Linked DNA regions of Homo sapiens: region 1 is linked to region 2. A link is a loop called in an ENCODE intact Hi-C map of the cell type or tissue named here. Cell type or tissue: B cell. All regions are shown on one strand. Each heading gives the region's core, and the rest is flanking DNA. Links, peaks and the distances in the headings are about the cores only.

The links. A loop is a pair of places that touch in the nucleus more often than their neighbours do. Peaks named below come from ENCODE experiments on the same cell type or tissue, not always from the same donor. Only the 100,000 strongest peaks of a DNase experiment are listed, where the experiment ranks them.
Region 1: a loop joins it to region 2, with 10 times the contacts of the local background. A loop is called at or near these places in 3 of 110 quality-filtered maps.

Annotation. Positions count from the first base shown.
Region 1 is chr16:70,524,604-70,535,475 of GRCh38, reverse strand. It overlaps SF3B3 (splicing factor 3b subunit 3), which reads right to left. Exons shown (of 26, transcript NM_012426.5): 2 at 8,750-8,889; 3 at 6,277-6,603; 4 at 4,559-4,731; 5 at 2,856-2,997; 6 at 56-168. The coding sequence starts at 8,819. It overlaps SNORD111B (small nucleolar RNA, C/D box 111B), which reads right to left and starts at 5,977; the gene lies at 5,877-5,977. RefSeq lists an enhancer at 10,379-10,872. In B cell, for the core only: CTCF peaks have their summits at 5,702 and 5,901 (motif pointing left); a DNase peak (open chromatin) is centred at 5,905; H3K27ac peaks cover 933 bases.
Region 2 is chr16:72,001,268-72,012,526 of GRCh38, reverse strand. DHODH (dihydroorotate dehydrogenase (quinone)) reads right to left here and starts at 3,783. Exons shown (of 9, transcript NM_001361.5): 1 at 3,742-3,783; 2 at 265-477. The coding sequence starts at 3,762. It also overlaps the pseudogene ATP5F1AP3. RefSeq lists silencers at 3,789-3,988, 3,932-4,031. In B cell, for the core only: no CTCF peak of the experiment used is centred there; a DNase peak (open chromatin) is centred at 3,846; H3K4me3 peaks cover 1,368 bases; H3K27ac peaks cover 1,333 bases.

The DNA of each region.
Region 1 (10,872 bases), core at 1,061-9,060, 1.5 Mb after region 2:
CTGTAATCACAAAAATTAAACACAAATCTCTCTCTTCTTATATCAAAGATCTTACCCGCCTCCTGGGAATTGGACAGCGGATATCTGGCTGGTCACCAAAGTTCTTGTAAGTAATATAGTTTTCAGAGCAGATCAGTACTCCACTTGGACCATCTGACCCTCCTGGAACTGTGAGAGAAAATAAAACTTAGCAGTGACTTTGACTCAGACATGAATTTCTTCAGCTTTCAACTCCTCCTCTCTTTCAGCACAACTTGATGATGGTAATGTGCCTGATGCTAAGAAACATTTCATGTGTTTCTCCTCCCTTATGTTCATGGTAGATAAGGATGAAGCACAGTTTGTGTTTACATGGAAGGTTTGGTCTCAGCCTGGATAACGTATCCAAATGTTTACCTCCAAGCCCAAATGCAGTTCTCATCTTCAGACCCCATCTTCAGACCTATAATACATCAAATCACCTACTGGACATGGACCTTCCACCGGTATTTTTAAAATACAGTGTGTTCAGGCTGGGCATGGTGGCTCATGCCTGTAATCCCAGCACTTTGGGAGACCAAAGGCAGATCACCTGAGGTCAGGAGTTCGAGACCAGCCTGGCCAACACGGTGAAATCCCGTCTCTACTAAAACTACAAAAATTAGCCAGGCATGGTGGTGGGCGCCTGTAATCCCAGCTACTCGGGAGGCTGAGGCAGGAGAACTGCTTAAACCCAGGAGGTGGAGGTTGTAGTGAGCCAAGATCGTGCCACTGTGCTCTAGCCTGGGCAACAGTGCGAGATTCTGTCTCAAGAACGTAAATAAATAAAATAAAAATAAAATAAAGTAACAGCATGTTCATAAACAAACTCAAGTTCCTTCCCAACCCTGCTCCACCTCCTAGATTCTCCACCTTAGAGAATACTACCATCAACAGACCAAACCAGACACCTGAGTATAATCCTTCAATTCTCTCTCCTCCCAAAGCCCTATTGATTCTACCTCCTTAGCAGCTACCAGTATCTCTTAATGTCCTCATCAGTCTCCCCTCTTACAGTCTTAATATCCTCCATTTCATTAGCCAAAATGTAAGCAATTAATCTTTCTAAGGTTGTCAACCTATCAGATTATTTCCCTACTTAGAATCCTTCAGTAGCTTTCACCCCACCCCTACTCCTACCCCAGTCCCTTAATAATTAAATCATAATGAGCTTTTAATTATTTGAATGGACCATGTTATTTCTTGTATTTAGGCTTTTGTAAATGCTGTTCCCTTTGCCTACAACTGAAACTTCCTCTCCCACTCCAACTGCACCTAGCTAACTTCTAACTAGCCCTCAGATCTCAGCTTAGAGACTCCAGCAAGCTTTCTGTAACACATTCGTTTCCTTTCCCTGTTTAGGGAACCTCTTCTCTGTGCTGTCATGGCATTTGGCACAGTTTCTGGTAATTGTTTTGGTTATTTATCTGTATTCACCACCAGACTCAATCTTGCACAAAGGCGGCACCACGTCTAATTTTTCACCACTGAAGTCCCAAGATCCAGCAGACTGACTTAGCACATACTGACTGCAAAGGCTCAATAAAAATGTGTTGAAAGAATGAAAAAGCCCTTGTAAATGAAAGGTATGGTAATATGTTACAAGTAATGAGATGTGTGATCAAAAATTCATCTGCTTAACGTATTAACAAAGGTAAGTGCTGTCCTTTATTTTTATTCTCCAGTATCTTCCCCAAACAACATCTTATTTTAGACATCAGTTGAAGTGCAAATGATTCAAAATAGAACTAGATCAGTTTTCCCCAAGCCTGCTGAAATGCAGATGACCACAAATGTAGCTGTACTCATTTAGTCTTTTAATATAATCAATTAGTAACGTGTATTTTCCAATGGTGAACTGATTTCCAACCATGAAAATATTTTCCATTTTTTAGCTCCTCCAAAAACGTTACTTAGCTATGTGCATTTAAAACACTGAATCTGATTTGCTGGAATGTTAGCTTTTCCTATCTACAACCGTATGAACTAGCCTGCAAATTTTTTTTGTTACTGTCCATCCCTAGTTTTGATACTGTAGTCATACTAGACTCAGAGAGCGGCACAGTAGCATTTACTCTTTTTCTACTCTAGAGAAATCTGTTTTACTTTTTTTTTTAATATTTACTTTTTCATTGAGACAAGATCTCACCTTGTTTCCCAGGATGGTCTCAAACTCCTGAGATCAAGTGATGCTCCTGCCTCAGCCTCCTAAAGTGCTAGGGTTATAGGCGTGAGCCACCATGCCCAGCCGAGAAACTTGTTTTAAAACGGAATACATATATGTCCCTCAACAAGAAGATAAAAGCTTTCCTGAAAATCCTGGACCTCAATCTTTTGGGAGAGTGACTTTGGACTACTGCTTCAATTTCTCTAACGCTGGTCTATTGAAGTTCTTAATTTATTTTTGGATCAATCTGGTAATCGTCTTCAAAAATATTTCTATTTTGTTTAAGTTTTCAAATTCACAAGTTCCATCTTGTGGGGTCTGTCCATTTTGTTTGGCTTTTGAAAGAGTTAGGTTTGAATGAGAGGCAAAGACTGACTACAGCCAAACTGTCACAGCAACTAACAGTAATCAATATTCCAAGCTGACTGCTCCCTTCAACTTCTCTTCCCTGCCCTCAGTAGAATATGAGTTATTAAGGAGCTAGGCAGTCTTTATCCCCAACACTTTTTAAAATCACTCCACCACATGAACTTCTAACCTGTCCAAAAGATAAGGTATTCAGGTTCACAACAAATGGATTAATTCCCAAACCCTTTAAGTAAAACCTATTAGGTTTGGGCATAAAATGAACCAAGTAAAAGGGTACAAAGCAGCTCTGAAAGAAAAGTACCTGTAATAAGGAAGTTGCCGTGTTCCTCCAAAGGTTCACTGTATTTTCGGACCACATGATTTAAACCAAGGTCTAGCTCATAGAAAGTAAGTGTCTGCTGGGTATTAGCTGCTGCTTCCCCTGTTGGATCATTGTCTGCTTCCTACAGAGAATAGTGGCATAAAAACTAATCATCAGCATAAAATCGAAGATCTGGAAAGGACATCAGGACTCCAATTTACAAATGAGGAAACAGAAGTCCACAAATGTCTTCTTTTTTTTTTGGAGAGACAGGTTCTCACTATGTCACCCAGGCTGCAGTGCACAGAGGTATGATCTTTTTTTTTTTTTGAGACGGAGTTTTGCTCGTTGCCCAGGCTGGAGTGCAATGGCACGATCTCAGCTCACCACAACCTCCACCTCCCAGGTTCAAGTGATTCTCCTGCCTCAGCCTCCCGAGTTGCTGGGATTACAAGCATGTGCCACCACGCCTGGCTAATTTTGTATTTTTAGTAGAGATGGGGTTTCTCCATGTTGGTCAGGCTGGTCTCGAACTCCTGACCTCAGGTGATCTGCCCGCCTCGGCCTCCCAAACTTGGATTACAGGCGTGAGCCACTGTACACGACTGCAGTGGTACAATCTTATCTCACTGCAGCCTAGAATTCCTGGGCCTCAGGCTCCCAAGCAGCTAGGACTATAGGCACATGCCACCACACCTGGCTGACGCCAAATAGTTTGACAAAGTTTATGCTATAAGATAATGGCAGAGCTAGAACGAGAACTGCAATCTCCAAATTCTGGATCCAGGGAGCTCTCTACTAGAGGATACTGCCTTCCGTTAAAGGAAAACAATAGTATGTTCTGTGAAAAAATACCTTAAACATAGCTTCAAGTTTTTCATGAAGCTTTTCCCAATAAATATCTTGTTTCCATAGGGAGATTACTTAAATCAGAGAAAGACTATTAAATAGTTGCTTAACCTCTGAAGCATCCCAAAGAATTTCAGTAAGGCATTTGGAATATGAAGATCTGCTAGCAGGACAGAATTAAGATATGCATAAGGGGCTGGGCCTGGGTGAGGTGGCTCAGGCCTTATAATCCCAGCACTCTGGAAGGCTGAGGTGGGCCAATCACCTGGGGTCAGAAGACCAGCCTGGCCAACATAGTGAAACCCCATCTCTACTAAAAATACAAAAATTAGCTGGGCGTTGTGGCAGCACCTGTAGTCCCAGCTACTCAGGAGGCTGAGGCAGAGGTTGCAGCGAGCTGAGATTGTGCCACTGCACCCCAGCCTGGGCAACAGAGCAAGACTGTCTCAAAAAAAAGAAAAAAAGGTATGCACAAGGAAGAAAACGATCTTTTCGTTTTTTTTTGAGATGGAGTCTCACTCTGTCGCCCAGGCTGGAGTGCAGTGGCGAGATCTCGGCTCACTGCAAGCTCCACCTCCCGGGTTCACGCCATTCTCCTGCCTCAGCTTCCCGAGTAGCTGGACCACAGGCGCCCGCCACGATGCCCGGCTATTTTCTTTTTGTATTTTTAGTAGAGATGGGGTTTCACTGTGTTAGCCAGAATGGTCTCGATCTCCTGACCTCATGATCCGCCAGCCTTGCCTCCCAAAGTGCTGGGATTACAGGCGTGAGCCACCACGCCCGGCCGGAAAACAATCTTAAAAAAAAACACTGAGGTGACTGAAAGAAACGCAAAGAGACAGGGTCCCCATTACCTCATAATCCATTTCCAGACAAGCAAACATTGGATTTTCAAATCCGACATCTACTCCAACTACATGATACACTAAAGTGTTTGCTTTGTGGGCTTCCAGGGGAGATGAAATGGTAAGTCGGGCTGCAGCATCTCTGTTCAAAATATACACCAATTTCTGTTTCTCAATGGCACCTGTAGTTGAAGGAGATAAAACATACAAGATTCCCAGATAATGAGAAGAGAGACTTATAGAACAGCTAGAGTCACATCATGCTTTTCTTTTAATCATTATTAACAGCAGTAACTCTACAAGTATAAAAACTCAGGATTCTGTTTTCTATCATCAGAATAGCACTTTGGGAGGCTGAGGTGGGTGGATCACCTGAGGTCAGGAGTTCAAGACCAGCCTGACTAACACAGTAAAACCTTGTCTCTACTAAATACAAAAAATTAGCTAGGTGTGGTGGTGCATGCCTCTAATCCCAGCTACTTGGGAGGCTGGGGCAGGAGAATTGCTTGAACCTGAGACGCAAAGGTTGCAGTGAGCTGAGATCGCACCACTGCACTCCAGCCTGGGCAACAAGTGCGAAACTCTGCCTCATTTGAAAAAAAAAAAAAAAAAGAATAGACAATAGTGGAGCTGGGCACAGTGGCTCAAGTCTGTAATCCCAGCACTTTGGGAGGCCAAGACAGAAGGAAGGATTGCTTGAGCCCAGGAATTCAAGACCATCCTGGGCAGCATTGTGAGATCCCCATCTCTCTCTTATTTATTTATTTATTTATTTATTTATTTATTTATTTATTTATTTTTGAGATGCAGTCTCACTCTGTCGTCCGGGCTGGAGTGCAGTAGCGCTATCTCGGCTCACTGCAACCTTTGCCTCCCGGGTTCAAGCGATTCTCCTGCCCCAAGTAGCTGGGATTACAGGCACCCACCACCACACCCAGCTAATTTTTTGTATTTTTGGTAGAGACTGGGTTTCACCATGTTGGCCAGGCTGGTCTCAAACTCCTGACCTCAAGTGATCCTCCCACCTTGGCCTCCCAAAGTGCTGGGATTACAGGTGTGAGCCACCGCACCTGGCTGAGACCCCATCTCTTTTAAAGATAAATAGCCACCGTGCCCGGCTGAGACCCCCATCTCTTAAAAATAAATAAATAAATTTTTTTAAAGACAATGGCATCATTGTGGCCCCCTTCTTCCTAATACAGGTCTTAAATATCCCACTAACTAGTCAAAATTTTTTAATGAGTCCTACATTTAAGGATACTGAAAAACAGTAATTCATAAAATTATCATTAGCCTTATTCTCTGAAATAGATCTAACGATTTATGACTGCCCTCTAGAGGCCTGATCAGACACACAAAAATTTTCTTCAAGAATTTATCAGAGAAGAGACATGAATGTGAATCATCACTTCAGGCTGATGAAAGCAACGATATTCACTGTCTAATAACATAAGATCATTTCATTGTAGTCTTTTTGCCAAAGAAAAAGAAATTGAAAAACACCCATTTCCAACTAGATGGGAAGTAGAAAGGTGTGTTAAGATTTTTCCCATTGTTTTAAAAGAAAATGCAACTCTTTTAAAAAGGAAATGCAACTTTAAACCTAGAGTAAATCCAAACATGATGCCAAACCCACATAAGTAATTAATTGGCACTGGCACACCACCAAGAGCACAGCATTGTTATCCTAAACTAGGCATATACAGCAAGTAGAGTAAATCACTTACTAATCATAACGGCTCGCCCTTTGGGATCCACAGCTAAGAACTGGCCAGGAACGATGCGACGGCATCCACTCTTGCCAAAGGTTTCTTGGTGAATCTTCTCAAACATATTCTTAGATGGCTGGTATTCCAAAATAACAATTCGACCAGAGTCACTGCCAACTACAATGTAGTCTTTGGTGCCACCTGTCAGCCTAAAGGCCATGAGTGACCGGATAACACCGAATACTTCCACAGTGAGTAGGGTATGTACTTTGCCAGTGTTGGGGTCTGGGCGAAGCAGCTCCAAGATCTTCCCACGGGAAACAACAATTTCTTGTTGTTTGGTTCCTAGATCACCAAAAAATAAAGATCATAAACAACCAGAACCCAGCCTGGCCACCATGGTGAAACCCCGTCTCTACTAAAAATACAAAAATTAGCCAGGCGTGGTGGCACATGCCTGTAATCCCAGCTACTCGGGAGGCTAAGGCAGGAGAATCGCTTGAACCCAGGAGGTAGAGGTTGCTGTGAGCCAAGACTGTGCCACTGCACTCCGGCCTGGGCAACAGAGCAAAACTCCGTCTCAAAAAAAAATTAGTCAGGTGTGATGGCCTGTGCCTCTAGTCCCAGCTACGTGGGAGGACAGTTTGAACCCAGGAGTTCAGAGAATGTAGTGGGTTATAATCCTGCCATTGCACTCCATCCTGGGAAACGCAGCAAGATATCGTCTCTAAAAAAAAAAAAAAAAAAAAAAAAGGCCACGCACAGTGGCTCACACCTGTTATCCCAGCACTTTGGGAGGCTGAGGCAGGCAGATCACTTGAGGTCAGGAGTTTGAAACCAGCCTGGCCAACATGGTGGGATCCCATCTCTACTAAAAATACAAAAATTAGCCAGGTGTGGTGGCACGTGCCTATAATCCCAGCTACTCCAGAGGCTGACACAGGAGAATCGCTTGAACCTGGGAGACGGAGTTTGCAGTGAGCCGAGGTCGCACTACTGTACTCCAGCCTGGGCAACACAGCAAGACTACGTCTCAAAAAAAAAAAAAAAAAAAAGAAAACTTCTCCATCATTTTAGATAAAAAGGAAGACTGAATTGGAAAAGGAATTTGAAAGATAAAATTAGTATTAAAAATGTGCTTTCAGCAGGGCACAGTAGCTCATGCCTGTAATCCCAGCACTTTGGGAGGCTAAGGTGGGTGGATCACGAGGTCAGGAATTCGAGATCAGCCTGGCCAATATGGTGAAACCTCATCTCTACTAAAAATATGAAAAATTAGCCGGGCATGGTGGTGCACGCATGTAATCCCAGCTACTCAGGAGGCTGAGGCAGGAGAATCGCTTGAACCCAGGAGGCGGAGGTGGCAGTGAGCCAAGATCACACCACTGCGCTCCAGCCTGGGTGACAGAGCAGGACTCTGTTTCAAGGAAAAAACAAAAACAAAAACAAAACAAACAAAAAACAAAAACAAAACAAACAAAAAACAAAAACGTGCTTTCAAAAATTCTATCCAAACTCCAGCTGAGATTCATTGCATTACATAGTGAAGTCAGTCACAAATCTCCAAATTCCCATATACGTATTTCCTTAATCAAATGCAGCAAAGAATAACTAAATTACCCAAATGAAGACTCAAACCCGCAGGAAGAGCCATAATGAGGATCAGAGAAAATAACAACATGAAATATGAATGCTGTGTGGTCAGTTAGGCTGCCTCTCAGTACCACATTAAGTATTCAGTACCACATTAAGTATTCAGAGTTAAACCTCAACAAAATTATGTCTTACTCTACACAATCATGAACCTCCTGCATTACTTGGATTGACTCAAAAATGTTAAATCTGCAAATGGCAAGAAAAAGTTTTTATTTTATAAACATTAGTACCTCACTTTCAGTAACTTTGTATTTCCTAATCCAATATTTGAAATTTCACACAATTCAAACCTAGCCTTAATCCATCTTTACAAAAATATTCCCCACATGGTAAACGTAAGCAAATTATCTGTTTCTATGCAGACAGCACTCCCTACCTAAACTGCATTTTCCCTTTTCTCTCATACAAAAGTTCTATCTCTTCAAGCACCAAACCAAGGTCCAACCTTCCCTTTATTTAAATTACTCTCTGATAACCAGACAAACACCTTCAGACATTCTTTTTACCCAACCTGATGTCAAATTCAAGATCAAAGATCAGGTCTTACACATCTCAGTATGTCTTACAGCAATAGGCACACGACTTGGCACTAGGTAAGCAGCCAAGAAAAGTGTGCCCTGACAAGAATCATTACACAATTTGTGAACTAGGAAATGCATCTGAAATAGGTAACAGATAATGCACCAGAACTTAACACCTCATCTCATAATTTGAATTGTTTACATTTACCAACAACTGTTTTGTCATAAATGGAAAACATTTCCTGCACAAGAGACTAAGCAAGATATGTATTAATTCACTTAAAATTTCAAAAGATGGTAACGAGAGAACTTACCAGAAAAGTTTCCATGAATGGCAAAGCTGATGCCAGTGGCTCTCTGCAAGGTTAAGTTGTACAGAAACATGGCTGCAGGAAACCTGAGCCACCCAGACCTCCAGGCCTTGGTTACACCAACAGTACGGAGTCCAAGAAAGCTAAGAAAACAGAAAACAGAAAAATAGCTGGGAGACTATTACTTCAACAGACATTTCTGTATGGGAAATTCTGGATGAAGACAGCAGAACCAGCAGAGCAAGCCCTATTAAGAAACAACATATGTGACCGGGCGTGGTGGCTCACGAGGTCAGGAGTTCGAGACCAGCTTGGGCAACACAGTGAAACCCCGTCTCTACTAAAAATACAAAAATTAGCTGGGCATGGTGCTGTGCGCCTGTAGTCCCAGCTACTCGGGAGGCTGAGGCAGGAGAATCGCTTGAACCTGGGAGGCGGAGGTTGTGGTGAGCCAACATCATGCCACTGCACTCCAGGCTGGGCGACAGAATGAGACCTCATCTCAAAAAAAAAAATAAATAAATAAAAAGCACGGGACCTTGAGAAATCCAAGGTCATTAGTATAGAATTAACATACATATTTGATTTTATTGTTAAACGAGAAGAGAGAATTATGAGTAAACGTCCTCATAAATAACTTTCTGGGCTGAGCAAAAGCAGGGTGGCAAGATCAATGCTCCAGGCTAGAAATGGGTCCTGAGAGATATAAAATTTTCTACTTGAGACTAAGGTATATCTTTTTTTTTTCCTTTTTTTTTTTTTTTTTTTTTTTGAGGCGTCTCAATCTGTCGCCCAGGCTGGAGTGCAGTGGCGCCATCTTGGCTTACTGCAAGCTCCGCCTCCTGGGTTCACACCATTCTCCTGCCTCAGGCTCCCGAGTAGCTGGGACAACAGGCGCCCGCCACCACACCCGGCTAATTTTTTGTATTTTTAGTGGGGTTTCACCATGTTAGCCAGGATGGTCTCGATCTCCTGACTTCGTGATCCGCCCGCCTCCGCCTCCCAAAGTGCTAGGATTACAGGCGTTGAGCCACCGCGCCCAGCCCATAGACTAAGGTATATGTTTAACGTTCTAGGACCACAGTAAAACATGAACGAAAAGGACCGATGTTGAAAGACCAGGGAGTGGAGAAACAACAAAAAAAGCAAAAGAGAGGAAGCTAGGAGCTGCTTCTGAATCCCTGAACAGCTCCCCGCAAGTTACTTTTCATATTTTGTAGCTGATCAAAACAGTCTACTTTCCCCTTTCCTTATAACTGATACAATCCATTACAAACCTTTGGAATTCATTTTTTCCCAAATCTAGTTGGATTCAGGTTCTCCAGCGACACCTTAACTTTGGATCGTGGAGGAAGGTGCATTTCGGAGGATCAGTCCAGTACTAGAAAAACTATATACGAGGCCAGGCGCAGTGGTGGCTCACGCCTGTAATCCCAGCACTTTGGGAGGCCGAGGCAAATGGGTCACTTGAGGTCAGGAATTGAGACCAGCCTGGCCAACACAGTGAAAACCCCTCTACTAAAAATGCAAAAACTAGCCGGGCGCGGTGGCACACGCCTTTAATCTCAGCTACTCGGGAAGCTGAGGCGTGAGAATAGCTAGAACCAAGGAGGAGGAGGCTGCAGTAAGCCGAGATCAAGCCGCTGCGCTCCAGCCTGGGCGACAGCGAGACTTCGTCTCAAAAACAAAACAAACAAACAAAAAATACATACCAGATAAATTTGGTAAGCTTTAAAACTTCCCCCACGTCTGGGCCGGGCGCGGTGTCTCACACCTGTAATCCCAACACTTTGGGAGGCCAAGGCGGGTGGATCAAGGTCAGGAGATCGAGACCATCCTGGCTAACACAGTGAAACCCCGTCTCTACTAAAAATACAAAAAATTAGCTGGGCGCGGTGGCGGGCGCCTGTAGTTCCAGCTACTCGTGAGGCTGAGGCAGGAGAATGGCGTGAACCCGGAAAGCGGAGCTTGCAGTGAGCAGAGATCGCGCCACTGCACTCCAGCCTGGGCGACAAAGCGAGACACCGTCTCAAAAAAAGAAAAATTAGCCGGGCGTGGTGGCACGCGCCCGTAATCCCAGCTAGTCTACTCGGGAGGCTGAGGTAAGAGAATCGCTGGAACCCGGG
Region 2 (11,259 bases), core at 1-8,000:
ATGGCTGGGGATGGTAACAGGATCCAGCTCATGGAGCAGCTGGGAGGATCAAACAAGAACACCGCCTAACACAATCCCATATACGTAATAGATAATCATCGTTGCTAATTACATGACATAAAATAATAATGCTCAGACTGAATTCCAAATCCCCACTGCTCACTTGGGGTTCTGGTTTTCAAAAAGATCAGTCCCAGCTGAGAAGTTTAGGGGACTGCAGCCTTCGCCTTTGTATTTAATGTATAGGGTGTCTGGGAGCACTACCAGCATGTCAGAGTCTTGAAATCTGGCCCGTGGAAGGAGCCCCAGGGAGGTGAAGCGAACAGCCAGTCTGTGGGCTGACTCCGGGTCCAGCAGCCCCTGCAGAGTCGGCATCAGGTGTTCAGCATAGAAACGCTCATCTCCCGTGGCCATCAGGTAGGAGGCGAAGAGAAGTCCTCCTCCCCCCAGGATGATCACAGCATCCTGGGCCCGCTTCTGCAAAAAAGAGCATATTAGGGGGGTCCCCCAGGCCAGGCTGCAGCACCCTTCCTGAGCCCTTCACACCCAGGTACACAGAGGGCATAACGGCAGGTCACATGAAACAGACGCCCTTAGCCTTCCGCTGACACTGGTCTCTACAGTCAGAGGCTGTATCTATACTTCTGCCTACACACCTTCTTCAGGCCCTAAAGGCTGTCCTGGGACTCCAGGCCAGAAATTTAAAGAGGGACAGTACTGTCCCCTAGGGTGATCGTGGTGGACACTGCTACTGGTTACAGTGACAGGGTAATGCTAATAGATGTGGTGGGCAGGAATCCATAAAGTCAGACATCCTTCTTGGCTTGAGACTATCTGACATGAACTGCCCCATTTCCTGTGTGACTTTTGAACATTCTGACATTTGTGTGGGTAAAAATTATCCGTTCATATTATCTAAGCCAAACTATATTTTACCACATAAACACAAACTGTCTTTCCTGACCTCCTGGTCTCAAGCAATCCTCCCCTCCTCAGCCTCCCCAAGTAACTGGGACCACAGGCACATGCCACCAAGCCCAGCCAATTTTTTGAAGAGATAGAGCCTCTTTATGTTGCCCAGGCTGGTCTTGAACCCTTAGGCTCAAGCAGTACTCCTGCTTTGGCCTCCCAAAGTGCTGGGATTACAGGCATGAGCCACCGTGCCCAGCCTCTACATGGTTTTCACATACAGTACAAATATCTTGTAAATTGAGGGACAACTGTACAGTTTCACATAGAACATTCCCAAGAATTGTTCACCATTTCAGAAAATCTCATCGGGAATGGTACAGTGCTTTCCTGGGGTGCCTGATATGTAACACACCTGTGTACCTGCATTTCTAAGTAGAGACTTAAACACAACTATCTCACTAGGGGAGTCATAGCAATATTTACATACTGAAATACATGTAATTTTATTATTAATATAAACTACTTTTACATTTTCTCCTTTATATTCCAGTTAGGGTATTAATTATGCTGGCTTTTAAAAATTGCACATAGCTGGACTTGGTGGCTCATGCTTGTAATCCCGGCACTTTGGGAGGCTGAAGTGGGAGGACTGCTTGAGCTCAGGCGCTTGAGACCAGCCTGGGGAACATAGTGAGACCCCGTCTCTACAAAATATAAAAAATTAGCCAGGCATGGTGGTGCGCCTGCGGTCTCAGCTACTTGGGAGGCAGAAGTGGGTGGATCCCTTGAGCCCAGGAGGTCCAGGCTGCAGTGAGCCGGGATGACACCACTGCACTCCACCTGGGCGACAGAGTCAGACTCTCTCAAAAATGTATACATACAAAGACATTATACATATATTCCATTTCAAGGTAACGGGGGTGTAAAATATAAAACAGAAGCTTCAGATCTTATTGGATCAAAAGTGGTTCACAATGCTTTTCTCTATCACTGCCACATGCTGAGTTATTCATTCATTAGTTCAGTCATTCATCAAATACTGATTGAGCAAAGATGACAAAACAGATCTTGCCCCTACCCTCATGGAGAGTGTGATCTTATGAAGCGACAGACAGAAATTAATGATCATGCAAATATGTAGTCATAGCAACTGTGATGAAGGATAAAAAGTATAAGGTAATGGAAGTATTCAACCTAATCTTAGAGGTAAGGAAAGGCTTCCTTAAGGAAATGACTTAAAGCTGATACTCAAGGGATAAACGAGTTGATGGGGGTCTCTCTGAACCTATTCTGGTTCAATTATTTAAAAAAATAGTTAACCAGAAGGCAGTACGGAGAGGAAAAAGTGTAAAGGCTCTCTCAGTAGCAGAAGAGAATGAAAAAGGGAGAAAGTTTGGAACAGAGGAGTGAGGGAAAGTAAGGCTTAAGACGAGGCAGGAGAAAGGAGCAGGAGTCTTGGCCAAAATAAAGATTTGGGTTTTGTTCCCTAAGCCAGGAAATGACATGATTAGATTTGCTTTTAAGGATCCTTCCAAACTGCTAAAGACATGTAGATCAAGTATTCATTGGCTGGGCGCGGTAGCCCACGCCTGTAATCCCACCACTTTGGGAGGCTGAGGCGGGAAGATCCCTTGAGGCCAATAGTTCTAGACCAGCCTGGGCAACACAGTGAGATCCCATCTCTCTCCATTTATTTATTTTAAAAAGAGACTCAGGCCGAGCGCGGTGGCTCACGCCAGTAATCCCAGCACTTTGGGAGGCTCACGAGGTGAGGAGTTCGAGACCAGCCTGACCAACATGGTGAAACTGCAGTCTCTACTAAAAATACCAAAATTAGCCAGTCGTGGTGGCGCGCGCCTGTAATCTCAGCTACGCAGGAGGCCGAGGCAGGAAAATCGGTTGAACCCGGGAGGCGGAGGTTGCAGTGAGCCAAGATCGCGCCACTGCACTCCAGCCTGGGCGACAGCCCAAGACTCCGTCTCAAATAAACATATAAAAAGAAAGTCAAGGTTATTCATTGCCTCCCTTGGAGACTGTACTCCCCCCCACCATGTCAATCAACAAATATCTGAACACCTATTTTTTTTTTTTTTTTTTTTTTTTTTGAGACGGAGTCTCGCTCTGTCGCCCAGGCCGGACTGCGGACTGCAGTGGCGCAATCTCGGCTCACTGCAAGCTCCGCTTCCCGGGTTCACGCCATTCTCCTGCCTCAGCCTCCCGAGTAGCTGGGACTACAGGCGCCCGCCACCGCGCCCGGCTAATTTTTTGTATTTTTAGTAGAGACGGGGTTTCACCTTGTTAGCCAGGATGGTCTCGATCTCCTGACCTCATGATCCACCCGCCTCGGCCTCCCAAAGTGCTGGGATTACAGGCGTGAGCCACCGCGCCCGGCCTCTGAACACCTATTACATACGGGGATACAGCTAAGAACTTTTCACAGAGACCCCCGCCCCTAACAAAACTTTACCTAAAAGGGTTGGGAGCATGTCCTACTCTAGTTTCATTCCCCGTTGGATCCGGCACACAACGCTAGGCGGTCATGTGTTCACTAAGCACCCCTGTGCCAGGCTCAAAAACATGGCCCAGGCGCAGACACTCAGATCAGCACCCACCCAGACCTGCAGGCGCTGTCTGCACACGCCTGACCGAGTCCACGTGCAAATGCACACGCACGAGCATTTGCAGGAGACCCCGGAAACACGCACACGTCCCAGGGGGGCCCACACTCCCGGAGCCGCCTTCGGTCCATGCCTCGCCCGGCCTGACTCTCCGTTCTCGCCCTCCCCGGTCCCTGGTCCCCCATCCACACTGCTCACTCGCGGGACTCACTTTCAGGTGTCTCCACGCCATGCTCCTTCCGTCATTAAGCCCGCCCCTGTCTCCCTTCCATTGGAGGAGATGGTGGCGGCCCCTCTTGTCTCCGCCCCTTAGCCGCCAACCCACCAGTCGCCGGGCAGAAGGGTTGAGAGGACGCCTCCGCGCAGCGGGGAAGGCCCGGCACCACCCCCAGGTTCTGGTTGGGTGCACGTGCGCAGTAGCGGCGGCCACGCCTCTTCCGCCCGCCCTCTCCCAGCCTGCCCGCTTGATCGCCGGCTGTTGGCGGAGATGAGATGCCGCTGCACGGTGTTTGTCCGTACTACCGCAGCCTCGAATCCAAGAGTCCGCGAGCATCAAAACACTGTGTTTCACACCAGAAATATTTGTACAGTTTTTATCACTTTAAAAAATAAATTTTACTGCTGTGTTGATATAAAGATGAATATGTTAATATATAAACTTTTTCAACTTAAAAGTTGATTTTTCTTAAGGTTTTTTAAGGAAATTAAAACATTTTCTTGAGGCCGGGCATGGTGGCTCACGCCTGTAGTCCCAGCACTTTGGGAGGCTGAGGCAGGCAGATCACTTGAGGTCAGGAGTTCGAGACCTGGTCAACACCCAAAACCCCGTGTCTACTAAAAAATAAAATAAAATACAAAAATTAGCCGGGCGTAGTGGCAGGCGCCTGTAATCCCAGGTACTCGGGAGGCTGAGGCAGGAGAATCGCTTGAACCCAGAAGGTGGAGGTTGCAGTGAGCCGAGATAGCACCACTGCACTCCAGCCTGGGCGACAAAGCAAGACTCTGTCTCAAAAACAAACAAAGAAAAATAACCAAAAAAAAAAAATTTCTTGAGATCCTAAAAGTGTCAGAGGCCCTTCCCTGGCCCTGCGCCTGTTGTGCCTCCTGGAGAAAGTGGCCCTGGTTATACCTTGGCATTGTGGTGCAACAGATGTGGAGGTATTTTTTTAAATACTGTTTCTAATCAAGACCCTGAGTGTGCAGGCCCGTTGGAGTGTGGTTTACTGCGGTGATTTTTTTTTTTTTTTTTTTTTTTTTTTGACAGAGTCTTGCTCTGTTGCCCAGGCTGCAGTGCAGTGGCGCGATCTCGGCTCACTACAAGCTCCGCCTCCCGGGTTCACGCCATTCTCCTGCGTCAGCCTCCCGAGTAGCTGGGACTACAGGCGCCCGCAACCATGCCCGGCTCATTGTTTTGTATTTTAGAGACGGGGTTTCACCGTGTTAGCCAGGATGGTACTGCGGTGATTTATGACGACCTAATGTGTCACTTTGTAGTCCTCTGAAGCAATCGTGCCCTCACGAAGAATTTTGAAATGTCTTACCTAATGATGTCCTGGCCGTTGGAGAATAGCCTCTGTAGACTTAGGTGTCAACAGCATTAATCAGATACTTATTGTTTGGAGGCTCTACACCCATCCGTGTCATTTTTGTCCAGTTGCAGTGTTCCCGCCATCAGCTGAAATAGCTGGGTTATTGTCGTAGCAGAAATTAGAGCAAAAGAAAGGTGTATGAAATATCTTGAGTCAAGCCATTTTTGAGCTTCATCAGTTGTATGAAGCTATCAAATTAGAACAAATTCACAGACCCAGCTGAGACTTAGAGACAGATTCTACTGCAATAATTTACATGCTAGGTGTTTCAGTCTACATGCAATAGAAATCATTGAAAACATTTATCAAGGTAAAAGTTATGCTTATCAACCTGTCTTCCCTTTACACTTTAATGGAATAAGTTAATTCAGCACACCTTAGTCAACATAAATCATTGCTCATCTGGGACAAAAAACTACTTACATGTTTATCCTCAGTTCTGAGCACTCTCTCACCAATTTTTTGGTCGTTTAAATTAAAACTTTTATTGATAGAGTGCTTGTGTCTTAGATAAAGCATGTATTGAAAGAATATATACAAGGACTTTACCCTTTATGAAAAGGATTGAAATGAAATTACAGCATTGTGTAAGATACCTGACTTGACTTTCAGAGATTTCATCAACATCAGGTTTCATTTAAAAATGCTTGAAACGGTCCCAGTCAGTCCAGAGGCTGCGGCTGTGGAGGTACCACCTGTGGAGAAACTGCAAAGATGCTGTCTGTGTGTGTCTCCGCGGCCGTAGCCCGTGACCTCACTCGGTGGGCAGGACTGGTCTCCAGAAATGCTTTGGGTTCATCTTTCATTGCTGCAAGGAACCTCCATGCCTCTAACACTCATCTTCAGAAGACTGGGACTGCTGAGATGTCCTCTATTCTTAAAGAGCATGTTCTTGGAGCTGATACCTCTGCTGACCTTGAAGAAACTGGGCATGTCTTAAGTATTGGTGATGGTATTGTCCATGTACATGGGCTGAGGAATGTTCCAAGCAGAAGAAATGGTAGAGTTTTCTTCAGGCTTAAAGGATATGTCCTTGAACTTCGAAACTGACAATGTTGGCATTGTAGTGTTTGAAAATAATAAAGTAAGGAAGGAGGTATAGTGAAGAGGACAGGAACCATTGTGGACGTTCCAGTCGGTGAGGAGCTGTTGGGTCGTGTAGTTGATGCCCTTGGTAATGCTATTGATGGAAAGGGTCCAATGGGTTCCAAGACCCATAAGTGAGTCGGTCTGAAAGCCCCCAGAATCATTCCTCGAACTTCAGTGTGGGAACCAATGCCGACTGGCATTAAGGCTGTGGATAGCTTGGTGCCAATTGGTCGTGGTCAGCATGAGCTCATTATTGGTGACCGAAGGACTGGGAAAACCTCAATTGCTATTGACACAATCATTAACCAGAAACATTTCAATGATAGATCTGAAGAAAAGAAGAAGCTGTACTGTATCTATGTTGCTATTGGTCGAAAGAGATCCACTGTTGCTCAGTTGGTGAAGAGACTTACAGATGCAGATGCCGTGAAGTACACCACTGTGGTGTCAGCTATGGCCTCAGATGCTGCCCTACTTCAGTACCTGGCTCCTTACTCTGACTGTTCCATGGGAGAGTATTTTAGAGACGATGGCAAATATACTTTGATCATCTATGACGACTTATCCAAACAGGCTGTCGCTTACTGTCAGATGTCTCTGTTGCTCCACCGACCCCCCTGGTCGTAAGGCCTGTCCTGGTGATGTGTTTTACCTATACTCCCGGTTGCTGGAGAGAGCAGCCAAAATGAATGATGCTTTTGGTGGTGGCTCCTTGACTGCTTTGCTAGTCATAGAAACACAGGCCGATGATGTGTCTGCTTACATTCCAACAAATGTCATTTCCATCACTGACAGACAGATCTTGGAAACAGAATTGTTCTACAAAGATATCCGCTCTGCCATTAACATTGGGTCTGTCTGTGTCTTGTGTTGGATCTGCTGCCCAAACCAGGACTATGAAGCAGGCGGCAGGTACCATGAAGCTGGAATTGGCTCAGGATCGTGAGGTTGCTGCTTTTGCCCAGTTTGGTTCTGACCTCAATGCTCCCACTCAACAACTATTGAGTCGCGGTGTGCGTCTAACTGAGTTGCTGAAGCAAGGACAGTATCCTCCCATGGTTACTGAACAACAAGTGGCTGTTATCTGTGCGGGTGTAAGGGGGTATCTTGATAAACTGGAGCCCAGCAAGATTACAAAGTTTGAGAATGCTTTCTTGTCTCATGTTGTCAGCCAGCGCTAAGCCCTGTTGGGCACTATCAGGGCTGATGGAAAGATCTCAGAAGACTCAGATGCAAAGCTGATGGAGTTGTAACAAATTTCTTGGCTGGATTTGAAGCTTAAACTCCTATGGATTCACATCAAATATCAGTTCAGTTTTGTCACTGTTTGTTCTAGTAAATTAGTTTCATTTGTAAAAGAGTTACTCTCATATTCCTTATGTACAAAAATCACATAAAAAAGTTTCCATAATGCATTAAAAAAAAAAAAAAGAGGAGAGTTCCGGGGACCAGGCAACCGCCACAGTTGAACGCTGCTGCTCCACGGTGGAGTCACCGCACCCCCGCCAGCATCATGGTGTTCTACTTCACCAGCAGCAGCGTTAATTCATCTGCCTGCGCTATTTACATGGGAAAGGATAAATATGAAATAGAGACAGGGTTTCACCATTTTGGCCAGAATGGTCTCAATCTCCTGACCTCGTGATCCGCCCACCTCAGCCTCCCAAAGTGCTGGGATTACAGGCATGAGCCACCGCGCCCGGCCCTTGAGTTTTATATCTCTCCTACTAACCCATAAATCATCATGAAGATCTGATGAAGCATGGCTGGCCTGAATATATCTGGTTTCGTGCGGACAGACTCTCTTTGGCTCATGTATACCTTCAATTGCATAAGGGAGAGAATATAGAGGACATTCCAAAGGAAGTGCTGACAGACTGCGCCCACCTTGTGAAGGCCAATAGCACTCAAGGCTGCAAGAACAACGTTAATGTGGTAAATACTCCACGGTCTAACCTGAAGAAAACAGCTGACGTGGATGTGAGGCAGATAGGCTTTCACAGGCAGAAGGATGTAAAAATTGTGACAATGGAGAAGAAAGTAAATGAGATCCTGAACCGATTAGAAAAAACCAAAGTGGAGCCGGGCACGATGGCTCATGTCTGTAATCCCAGCACTTTGGGAGGCTGAGGAGGGCGGATCACGAGGTCAGGAGATCGAGACCATCCTGGCTAACACGGTGAAACCCCGTCTCTACTAAAAATACAAAAAATTAGCCGGGCGTGGTGGCAGGCGCCTGTAGTCCCAGCTACTCGGGAGGCTGAGGCAGGAGAATGGCGTGAACCCGGGAGGCGGAGCTTGCAGTGAGCTGAGATTGCGCCACTGAACTCGAGCCTGGGCGACAAAGCAACAGTCTGTCTCAAAAAAAAAATAATAATAATCTTCATTTCTGTTAAGAAGAACATGTTGGTGGGTAATTATGCGAATGTTTCCCTGTCCCTGATTTCCCAATTAGAAAAAACAGCATATGAGTTTTGGAAAAGAGAGTTCCAGAAGATTGTTGGCTTCAGTATTCACGTTCCATCGTGTCGTCTGGGTCTGTTAGTGTAGTGACCCTCAGCGCAGCCTGTCCTGGCTTTTACGTCCTTGCTTCCTCTGAGCAGGGGCCTCCATCTTAGTATCATCATATTTAAAGAAATCAATGGTGTTCATCAAGGTGGGGCCTGTGGCAGTTGTTGCCTGGGCACCAAGTCACCCAAGTCACCTACACAACAACTTCTGGGCTCAGGAGTAATTTCTCAGCACTGAGGGTAAAATAGGAAGGAACGCTCTGTTGATCATTTGGGAGATGTAGGTTACCTGATTGGTGCCTTGGAATGCAGCATGAAGCAGAAGTCCATATTGCAATTATGATTTTAGAAGGAACTAAGCATTTCACCAGCCAGCCAAGTAATTATTTTCTTTACCTTGAAATCATATTTGAGTTGTAACCCCAGAGTTCAATTTCTCATTGTAAATTCAGTAACTTACTATGTAACATTACTTCTCACTTGAACCTCTCACTATCTGTTTTGATTCCGAGCAGAAGATGTCTTTTGATTGCAGTATGTAAGGTAACCCCTGTAGAAGGAGACCAAACAAGGAGAAAGAGAACAAAGCCTGCAGGACCAGAGGCATACAGATAGACATTTTACTCACACCCACAGCAGCAAGAATGACCTCCTGCAGCAGATACTCCACCTGTAATAGCACTTTGGAACTGTGGGCAAAACCAAAAGGCTAGTGTTTCCATTTATGTATGGGGTTGAACTGGAAAATTCCCTGAGGCATAATTCATTGGCCAAATTTTGAGAGGGTATAGAAGATGACTTTAGAGATGAGTGGTTTTGTGTATGTGTCTAATGATATTCAGCCTGACGTTCTGCAATTTTAAAAATTATAATAAAGTATCATTTTTTAATCTGGAAAAAAAGCTTGAAACATATGTGTGGATGTATCATGCATTTATTTATGTATGTATATGAAGATGTTTAGAAGTTGAGGCTCTGTGAACTTTGAAAACAAAAGCATCCCACATCCAGATGATTCCATTGTCACAAACTCTTGAAAGGGTGGACTACTCTGCTCAGAAACCTTCCAAATAAACTGCAAGCCCTTTATTCTGGCATTTGAAACTCTCCCATTTTCTGGTTACAGTTCCTACTACTGTTCCACCAAGTACCCCCTACATGTACACACACACACACACACACACACACACACACTCAAGTATTTCTTTCTCTTTATCAATACCTTCCACTTTCCCACCTCTGTGTATTTATTCACATCGACTCCTCTGTCGAGATGTCCATTTCATCTGTCTAAATATTGCCATCTTAATATGTTCATTCCAAAAGCTGGAAGTAATTTCTTCCTTATCTGAACCTTCCCAGCAGCACCTAAGCTGTCCCTCTGGGCTGGCACTTTTCACTGCCTATATTAATTACAATTATTATGCCTTTTCTTCCCTAATTGGACTTTATGAAAGGGAGGATCATACTGTATTTATCTTTCATTTGATTACTGCAGTGTTTTTGGTGTTTTTCTTTTGGGTTTTTTTTTATTGTTTTTTTTTTTTTTTGAGACAGGGTCTTGCTCTGTCCCCCAGGCTGGAGTGCAGTGGTGCAATCTCAGTTTACTGCAACCTCTGCCAACCTACTGCCAAGTGATCCTACTGCCTCAGCCTCCCGAGTAGCTGGGATTACAGGCACGCGCCACCATGCACGGCTAGTTTTTGTATTTTTAGTAGAGACGGGGTTTCATCATATTGGCCAGGCTGGTCTTGAGCTCCTGACCTCAAGTGATCCGCCCACCTCGGCCTCCCAAAGCACTGGGATTACAGGCGTGAGCCACTACGCCTGGCTGATTACTGCAGTGTTTTTCAAACAGGATGTATTCTTGCAGTCTGTGTTTTAGAGAATTTCATAATTTTGGTGACCACTTCTGTACTGATTTTTAGAGTAACATAAGCATCATTTGGACTATCTGGATAACCATCTTAACCCTGAAACCTACCAAGCAGTTCAGTGCCCACATTTGTTTGAGTTTATGATCACTTTTTGGCACCAAGAAAGAACGAGCTGTAATACACGTGATGGATATGCAACAGGTGGAGACCAAATGACCTGCTGTGTGAACAAAGGTTTTTTTTGTGTGTGTATGTGTGTGTGTGAGTCAAATAAAGAAACGTGGTATCAGAACTGAACCCTCCCCATATCATAAAATAGCATGCATGCCAGATTCAAAGGAACCTGTGTAGTCGTAGGCCAGAGCCCTGTTTATCTGCCATTTAGCTTGGCAAAACTTGGATCTCATTGATTTTCAGTTTTGTTTGTATTTAATTTGTATTCATTCTTCCATTTAATATTGTTTTGTTTTTATGACCGTGTAAGAGTTTTAAGATAAAGTTCATGGACCAGGGACGGTGGCTCACACCTGCAGTTTGGGAGGCCAAGGTGAGAGGATCGTTTGAGTCCAGGAGTTCAAGGCTGCACTGAGCTATGATCATGCTACTGCCCTCCAGCCTGGGTGGCATAGTGAGACCCCATAAAAAAAAAATAGCATTTATGCCT